Regions from separate parts of the Homo sapiens genome. Here regions 1 and 3 are each linked to region 2. The links are chromatin contacts, found by Hi-C or POLR2A ChIA-PET in ENCODE. All regions are on one chromosome and are shown on one strand. Each heading gives the region's core, a stretch centred on a gene start or an enhancer-like site at or near the end of the contact. The rest is flanking DNA. Distances are from core to core; before and after follow the strand shown.

Region 1 (2,700 bases), core at 69-2,568, 110 kb before region 2:
GTGTGGTGAGAAAGGTCTCCCATGAAGATACGGATTTTTTTTGTTTTGTTTTTGTTTTTTTTCGAGACAGGGTCTTACTCTGTTGCCCAAGCTGGAGTGCAATGGCACGATCTTGGCTCACTGCAATATCCACCGCCCAGGTTCAAGCGATTCTCCTGCCTCAGCCTCCCAAGTAGCTGAGACTACAGGCGCCCACCACCACACCCAGCTAATTTTTGTATTTTTAGTAGAGACGGGGTTTCACCATGTTGGCCAGGCTGGTCTCGAACTCCTGACCTCAGGTGATCCTCCTGCCACTGCACCTGGGGAAATTTTGAAGCCCTAGAATGGAGGAGATTCCCAATGACAGTGAGGGAGAAGCGTGAGAGTTGTGAAAGCTTTGGGGACCCTTTGAAGTTAAGGGTGAGATGAGAAGGTGGAGACACGTCAGACCAACTGTCCTAACTGGGTACGGGGAGGGGCAGGACCAGCCAAACTAGGGATGAGGCCAGTGACAGGGATAAACTGTCAAGATGAGGTCTGAGGGTGGGAAGGTCCCCGCAGGTTGCGGGCGGTGGAAACAGGCATGGGAGCAGGGGCTCAGGAATGAGACCCCTCCCTGAGTGTTTCGGCAGGTCTGAGCCAACGGGGCCTTACACACCTCTTCTCACGTAGTCCTCACTACTGCCCTCTGGTGGTGGCTGTCTCCATTTCACAGGGGAGGACGTTGAGAAGTTCCTCTGCGTGAAAGGACAGAGCTGGGAGGTGAACCCCGGCCTGAATTATCCAAAACCCTGTGCACTTCTCAGGACACTGTAGTGTTCCAGGACCCCATAGGGACCCAGTGAGGGAAGAGATTATTATCATTTGGAAGACATTTGGGGTGGGGGTCTCAGCCAAAACATCAACTCATCAGAAAGACTCCTCTTGGCCACCCATCTAAAGAAGGTCCCTTTCCTCATTTCTCACGCGGCACTCAATTAGTTTCTTCACTGCCCTCATCATAATTCAAGACCATATAGTTATACGTGAATATAGTTTACTTTTATTGTAAACTACAGTTTGCAGGAAAAGGACCGTGGAGGCCTCTTTTGTTCCGCATTCTATCCCCAGCACCTGCTGTGGTACCAGGCACGCAAGCAGGCACTCGAAACTGCTTTGGTGGATGCAGCAGTGGGGTGCACTGGAAAACGGAGGCAAATGAGGGATGTCAGAGGTCACAAGCCTCCACCAGAGACTGAAGGTGTTGACTTTCACCCCCCACACCCTCCAGAGTGTGATGGGGGGTTTGCTCTCTCAGGGTCAGCATAAAAATGATGCTTATGTTACAGGGATGAGAACCAAGGTTGGGGAAGCAGAAAGTAGGTGGTGTGACCAGCGAGGGTGTGATCAGCAAGGGTGCCGAAAATGGGACAACTGACAGCCTTGGAAGAAGCAGGTTCTTTGGCCATGGGACCTGAGGCAGGCCCTCAGCAGCTGGGGTTGGGCAGCTTGGGTGGCTCCATGCTTCACTTCTTCCTCTGAGGAACTGGCCAGAAAGCTGACTTCAGCGACGACTCAGGGAACAGTCAGGTTCACCCAAGGGGCAGAATGTGGCCTGAGAACAGATGAAGTCAGTTACGCCTCAGTCATCGCTGTCATATTTTCTCTTCTGCACTTGCTCATTCAGAAAATATTTATTGGCATCTACTAGGTATTAAGAAGTCCTTGTAGGCCGGGTGTGGTGGCTCACGGCTGTAATCCCAGCACTTTGGGAGGCCGAGGTGGGTGGATTACGAGGTCAGGAATTCGAGACCAGCCTGACCAACATGGTGAAACCCCATCTCTACTAAAAATACAAAAATTAGCCAGGCGTGGTGGCATGTGCCTGTAATCCCAGCTGAGGCAGGAGAATCGCTTGGACCCAGGAAGCGGAGGTTGCAGTGAGCAGAGATCGTGCCATTGCATTCCAGCCTGGGCAACAGAGTGAGACTCTGTCTCAAAAAAACAGAAAAAAAGAAAAAGAAAAAGAAAAAAAGAAGTCCTTGTAATGCCAGCACTTTGGGAGGCCGAGGCAGGCAGATCACCTGAGGTCAAGATTTTGAGACCAGCCTGGCCAACATGGTGAAAACCCATCTCTACTAAAAATACGAAAATTAGCCAGGCCTGGTGGCATGTGCCTATACTCCCAACTACTTGGGAAGCTGAAGCAGGAGAATCGCAGGAATCTGGGAGGCAGAGGTTGCAGTGAGCCAAGATCATGCCACTACACTCCAACCTGGGTGACAGAGTGAGACTCCATCTGAAAAAAAAAAAAAAAAAAATGCTAGGCAAGGTGGCTCACATCTGTAATCCCAGCACTTTGGGAGGTTCAGATGGGTGGATCACCTGAGGTTAGGAGTTCAAAACCAGCCTAACCAACATGGAGAAACCCCATCTCTACTGAAAATACAGTATTAGCCAGGGGGATTGGGGGCTCATGCCTGTAATCCCAGCTACTCAGGAGGCTGAGGCAGGAGAATTGCTTGAACCCGGGAGGCAGAGCTTACGGTGAGCCCAGATCGCACCATTGCATTCCAGCCTGGGCAACAAGAGTGAAACTCGGTCTCAAAAAAACAAAACAAAACAAAAAGTCCTGTGCTTGGTGCTGGGGATAGAGTAGGAGAGAGTCCATGCCCTGATCCCCTGGCCCCGTAGGACACAGTGACAATGCAAGGCTCCAGGCAACCTCAGGCAGAGGCC
Region 2 (2,700 bases), core at 61-2,560:
ATGGAAGGCTCTGAGGTTCCAAACAGTTGGCTAGGACAGGGCATAGAGGGCTTTGATGAGAGAGGCAGAACATTATCTGCAGGCAGCAAGGAGTCCTGGGAGGCATCTGAGCAGCGGAGTGATGTGGACACACATCGGCTTGAGAAGGGTCAGGTTGGCCTTGGTTTTTTGTTTGTTTGTTTTTTGAGACAGAGTATTGCTCTGTCGCCCAGGCTGGAGTGCAATGGTGCGATCTTGGTTTACTGCAACCTCTGTCTCCCGGGTTCAAGTGATTCTCCTGCCTCAGCCTCCCAAGTAGCTGGGACTACAGGCATGTGCCACCACGCCCAGCTGATTTTTTATTTTTGGTAGAGACAGGGTTTTGGTATGTTGGCCAGGCTAGTCTCGAATGCCTGACCTCAAGTGATCTCCTGCCTTGGCCTCCCAAAGTGCCAGGATTACAGGTGTGAGCCACCATGCTGGCTAAGGCTGGCCTTTAAGATCATGGCAGTGAAATGCTCCTCTCCACTCTCCCAGGCACCTGAAAGCCACGGTGTCCATTAGGCCCTCAGGCCCATGTCCCCTCTGGCCTGTCTACTCCCAGCAGGGTTCCAGGGCTGACCCCCAGGGGCTCTGCCTGCCCTTGCTTTCATTCCTCCCCACCCTCCACACCTCACAGCAAAGTCCACCTTCTTCACCCCCTCCCTGGAGTGACTCTGTGGCAGGCTGGGCCCCAGGCTCAGGAGCACAGTCCTGGCCTCTCCCCAGCCTTCCCCTGCTGCCTTTGTTCCCTGAGTACAGTCCCTGGTTGCCAAGGCTGCAGGTTGCGAAACTCACCTCCAGCCTCCCTCTAACCAGCTCACCCTGGGTCACAACAGGCAAGAGGGAGGGACCCTGCCTGCAGTGTCACTCCCTTTGGGACATCTGAAACTGCCTGGGGCAGCCCGGCCCCTCTGAGAAGGACTTCCTGCACGCTGTGGCAAGGCCAGACATCTCCCAATCTCAATGCAATTTATGTACTTAATTAAATCATTAGCTAGCTTGTCCCTTCCTTGTTCTCACATCACTCACCTACTGATACATCTCTGTGCCTGGCACAGAACGTAATCCTGGTAACAAGTAGGAGCTGATGCAAATCAGTGCCAAACCTCAGGGGCCTCATGTCAGTGAAGTGAGAGCAAGGCCCGAGGCCACACCCAGGTCTGGGCTCCCATTCGGGTCCTGGACACACTGCACAGGGTCCTCTGGGAAGTCATCTTCCTGAGCCTCAGCGACCTCATCTGTGCAATGGGGCAAGATCCCCTATAAATGGGGCTAATGTTCATAAGGTATCAGCATAATCACTCCAACCCTGGTTACAACATAATAAAGAGCCTCTAAGGCCTGTCTGTGCAGGTAAGTGCTATGGCATGGTGCCTGCACAGTAGTAATGGATGTGGTTACTTAATAAGAAACATATTGGCCAGGTGTGGTGGCTCATGCCTGTTATCCCAGCACTTTGGGGGGCTGAGGCAGGAGGATCCCTTGAGCCCAAGAGTTTGAGACCAGCCTGGGCAACATAGTGAGACCCCATCTCTACTTACAATAAGAAAAAATTAAAAAGAAACATCAATCAAATGCAAGATGTGGACCCCATCTGGACTTTGAGGCAAACAAACCACAAGCAAAGTGGCATGTATGAGGCAACCAGGGACCATTAACATGAATTAGGAATCAGGTGACACAAGAGTTATTATTAATGTGATCCTGGCATTATGGTTATGTCAGAAAATGTCCCTGGTTTTAGAATTGCATACTGACATGTGGTAGGGGGCGGGGGGCAGAGGTTGAAATGACAAAATGTCTAGGATTTGCTTTAAAATACTTCAGGTAAAAGGGATGAGTGAAGCAAGAGGGCAAACTTGATAATTCTAGAATCTGGGCTGAGGAAAGTTCATCATATTATTTTTATCTACTTTTGTGCTTGAGATTTTTCCATAATTATGAACCTGAGCTAGATTAGAGCCTTGCTATTGAAAATGCAATTGGCAAACAAGTAGATCGGTATCACCTGGGAGGAGGGAAGTCAGATTTAGCAAGTAAAACACAGGATGCCCAGTAAAATTCAAATTGCAGATAAACAACAAATATTTTAGCATAAGGAGGTTCCATGCAATATTTTACTTACACTAAAAATTTGTAAAAATAAATTGACAGTTTCTTATAAGGCTAAACATGCAACTACCTTATGACTCAGCAACCGCACTCCTGGCCCTTTATGCCAGAGAAATGGAGACTTACTTATATTCACCCAAAAATATGTACACAAATGTTTGTAACAGCTTAATCTGTAATAGCCCCAAACTCGAAACAACCCACTGGCTTTCAGTGAGTGAATGGTTATATAAACTGTAGTGCATCCATACCATAGAATACTATTCAGCAGTAAGAAAGGACACAGAGGCAGGAGTGGTGGCTCATGCCTGTAATCCTGGCACTTTGGGAGGCTGAGGCAAGAGGATCACTTGAGCTCAGGAGTTTGAGACCAGCCTGGGCAACATCATGAGACCTCGCCTCTATTAAAAAAAAAAAAGAAAAAAAAAAAAAGAGGCCAGGCAAGGTGGTTCATGTCTGTAATCCCAGCTCTTTGGGAGGCTGAGGCAGGCAGATTAACTGAGGTCAGGAGTTTGAGACCAGCCTGGCCAACATAGCAAAACCCCATCTCTACTGAAAATATAAAAA
Region 3 (2,700 bases), core at 52-2,551, 90 kb before region 2:
TGTGCCAAGTCAGTTCCTGGTTGGGGGACACAAGATCAGATGAACCAGTTTATCAATCTGGTGGTGCCAGCTGATCCATCAAGTGCAGGGTCTGCAAAATATCTCAAGCACTGGTCTTAGGTTTTACAATAGTGATGTTATCCCCAGGAGCAATTTGGGGAGGGTCAGAATCTTGTAGCCTCCAGGTGCATGACTCCTACGTGTCTAATCTTGTGGCTAATTTGTTAGTCCTACAAAGGCAGTCTAGTTCCCAGGAAAGAAGGAGGTTTATTTTGGGAAATAACTTATCTTATTTTTTAAATTAATTAATTAATTTATTTATTTTTGAGACAGAGTCTTGCAGTGTCACCAGGCTGGAGTGCAGTGGTGTGATCTGGGCTCACTGCAACCTCCACCTCCCGGGTTCAAGCGATTCTCCTGCCTCAGCCTCTCGAGTAGCTGGGATTACAGGCACGCACCACCACGCCCGGCTAATTTTTTTGTATTTTTAGTAGAGACGGGGTTTCTCCATATTGGTCAGGCTGGTCTCGAACTCCTGACCTCAGGTGATCTGCCTGCCTTGGCCTCCCAAAGTGCTGGGATTACAGGTGTGAGCCACCGCGCCCGCCCAGGTGATTGTATTTTAAGAGCCTGGGGCTGGGAGGTCCGGGTACTAGTCCCATCTCTGCTTTGGCTTTCTGGATGGCTTTGGACAAGCCAGTGCAACTTCTCGAACCTGTTGCCTCTCATATAATAGGAACCTCCGCCACTTCTTGAAAACTTACTACAAGCCAAGTATTGTGATCAGGGGTTTCTATACGTCATCTCACAGTTCTATTTTATTTTTTTGCTTCAGAGAGAAACAAAAATAACGCTCCGGAAGACTGAGTAACGTATATATGAGCAGGAGCTGGTGACTGGCATAGGCTGGACTCGATCCAGCTCTGTGATTCTAACTCTAGCAACCCTGTTTTTTCCATTACACCATAGGGCGCGCTCTCCCCATGCTCCTGAGAGCAGGACATAGACTATGCCCTGCGCAGGCAGCCGTCCGCCTCCTGCAGGGAATGCTTGCTCCTGGGTGCACGCACGGATACCGCGATGGTCCGAGACCACGCTCTGGGACAGCAAGCCTCAAGCCTCGCACAGGAGAGGGCCGCGGAGCTTCCTCGACCCGCCCCGCCGCCCTTCCCGCGGGAGGCCCCGCCCCCGCCCCCCGCCCCGATTGGCTGTCGGGAGAGAGGCGGGGCCTAGGGGATTGGCTGCCCGGCGACCGCGGGCTGACGTGGCGGGGCTGGCGTGTGGGTCTCGCAGCGTTGCTCACAGAACAGAGTAGAGGCGGCGGCGGCGGCGGCCGGACCCAGACTGGTAGTGAGGCTTTGGACCCCGAGCCGCTGCAATGCCGCTGGAGCTGGAGCTGTGTCCCGGGCGCTGGGTGGGCGGGCAACACCCGTGCTTCATCATTGCCGAGATCGGCCAGAACCACCAGGGCGACCTGGACGTAGCCAAGCGCATGATCCGCATGGCCAAGGTGAGGCGGCAGCTCCCGGGACCCGGGATTCGGGCGCCGGGAGGGGCGGGGCGGGGCCGCGGGGAGCCAGGGCCACACGGCCTCCGCGGCTGGGTACCCTGGTCCGGCCTCTTCCCGCCCGCCAGTTCCGTTTTCGGAATCCTTCGGATCCCTCTTCCTCACCGTGTCCGCCACCCTCGTGACCTTTCTGCATTACAGCAGCTGCCTCCTAACCCGACCTGTTTCCTCCCCGTTCTGGTGCCAGAATAATCTTTCTAAAAGTCAGACTTGATCAGACCATCCCCCCTGCCTGGCACCTTCTGTGGCTCCCTCCTGCCCGCGGGTAGAGTCGAAACCCTTTAACATAGCCTTCAAGATTTTAATGACTGGGCCCCTTCCAGCCCGTCATAATTCTTCTCTGACATTCTTCAGCGACACAGAGTTACTTTCAGGAATGACAGTTCCTGGAAGTTGCTGTGGTCTCTCTCACCCGCCATTCCCTGTATATGAAATATGAAGTGGTTAAAAGCCGGGCCTTTGAGTTCAAATCTCAGTTCCACCACTACTAGCTGTGTGAACATGGGCTGCTTACTTAGCCTCCGTGAACCCTTTTCCCCATTTGAAAACGGGGCTTGAAAACAACAGTTCTTTCCACATGGAGTTGTTATGGGGATCAAATGAGATTCTCAGATAGAGCTCTGAGCCCAGCACTTGGCACACATGAGTCGGTAAATGCGTGCTCCCTCTTCTGTTGGGACTGCCATATTCTTCATTACGACCCCAGCCCCCAGCATAAGGCCTGGCCTGCACTATGATTCTTTGGTTTAGAGATAGCTCACCCCATCTTTCCTTTCCCTTCATCAATGCTACTCAACTGATTTTGTATCATTTGTGATAGGTTTTTTAAATGTTTATTTATTTATTTATCTATGTTAGAGACAGGGTCTTGCTCTGTCACCCAGGCTGGAGGTTTTCTCTTACTGTTTTTTTTTTTTTTTCCTGGTTTTTTTTTTTTTTTTTTTTGAGACAGGGTCTCTGTATCACCCAGGCTGGAGTGCAGTGGCATGATCCCGGCTCACTGCAACCTCTGCCTCCCAGGCTTAAGTGATTCTCCCACCTCAGCCTCCCGAGTAGCTGGGACCCACAGGCGTGAACCACCATGCTGGGCTAATTTTTTTGTAGAGATGGGGTTTGGCCATGTTACCCAGGCT

What was found. Hi-C counts contacts between places; a loop is a spot of excess contacts on that map. ChIA-PET counts read pairs that join two places held with the same protein, here RNA polymerase II (POLR2A). Pooled maps may share reads with other maps.
Region 1: a pooled map shows a loop between it and region 2 (2.6-fold over the local background). The contact joins two enhancer-like sites. A Hi-C loop is called at or near these places in 2 of 50 pooled maps. POLR2A ChIA-PET finds 5 or more read pairs at or near these places in 4 of 52 experiments (GM10248, HEK293, activated T-cell and 1 more).
Region 3: a pooled map shows a loop between it and region 2 (2.8-fold over the local background). The contact joins the promoter of NANS here to the enhancer-like site in region 2. A Hi-C loop is called at or near these places in 2 of 50 pooled maps. POLR2A ChIA-PET finds 5 or more read pairs at or near these places in 7 of 52 experiments (A549, GM10248, HepG2 and 4 more).

The regions. Positions count from the first base shown.
Region 1 is chr9:98,034,238-98,036,937 of GRCh38, forward strand. It overlaps a transcript of TRIM14 not described here. Among named protein-coding and RNA genes, the nearest start is that of NANS, 21 kb to the right of the region's middle. RefSeq lists enhancers at 568-677, 1,270-2,469, 1,648-1,717, 1,798-1,937. Within about 2 kb of position 1,319, at least 8 of the 41 ENCODE cell types and tissues checked have a DNase peak (open chromatin) inside an H3K27ac peak, as active enhancers do.
Region 2 is chr9:98,145,546-98,148,245 of GRCh38, forward strand. All of the region lies in intron 2 of CORO2A (coronin 2A), which reads right to left. Among named protein-coding and RNA genes, the nearest start is that of TRIM14, 28 kb to the left of the region's middle. Within about 2 kb of position 1,311, at least 18 of the 41 ENCODE cell types and tissues checked have a DNase peak (open chromatin) inside an H3K27ac peak, as active enhancers do; they include PC-9, where a contact is called at or near this core.
Region 3 is chr9:98,055,431-98,058,130 of GRCh38, forward strand. It overlaps NANS (N-acetylneuraminate synthase), which reads left to right and starts at 1,302. Exons shown (of 6, transcript NM_018946.4): 1 at 1,302-1,510. The coding sequence starts at 1,379. It also overlaps a transcript of TRIM14 not described here. RefSeq lists enhancers at 811-860, 1,901-2,020 and silencers at 1,051-1,400, 1,481-1,650.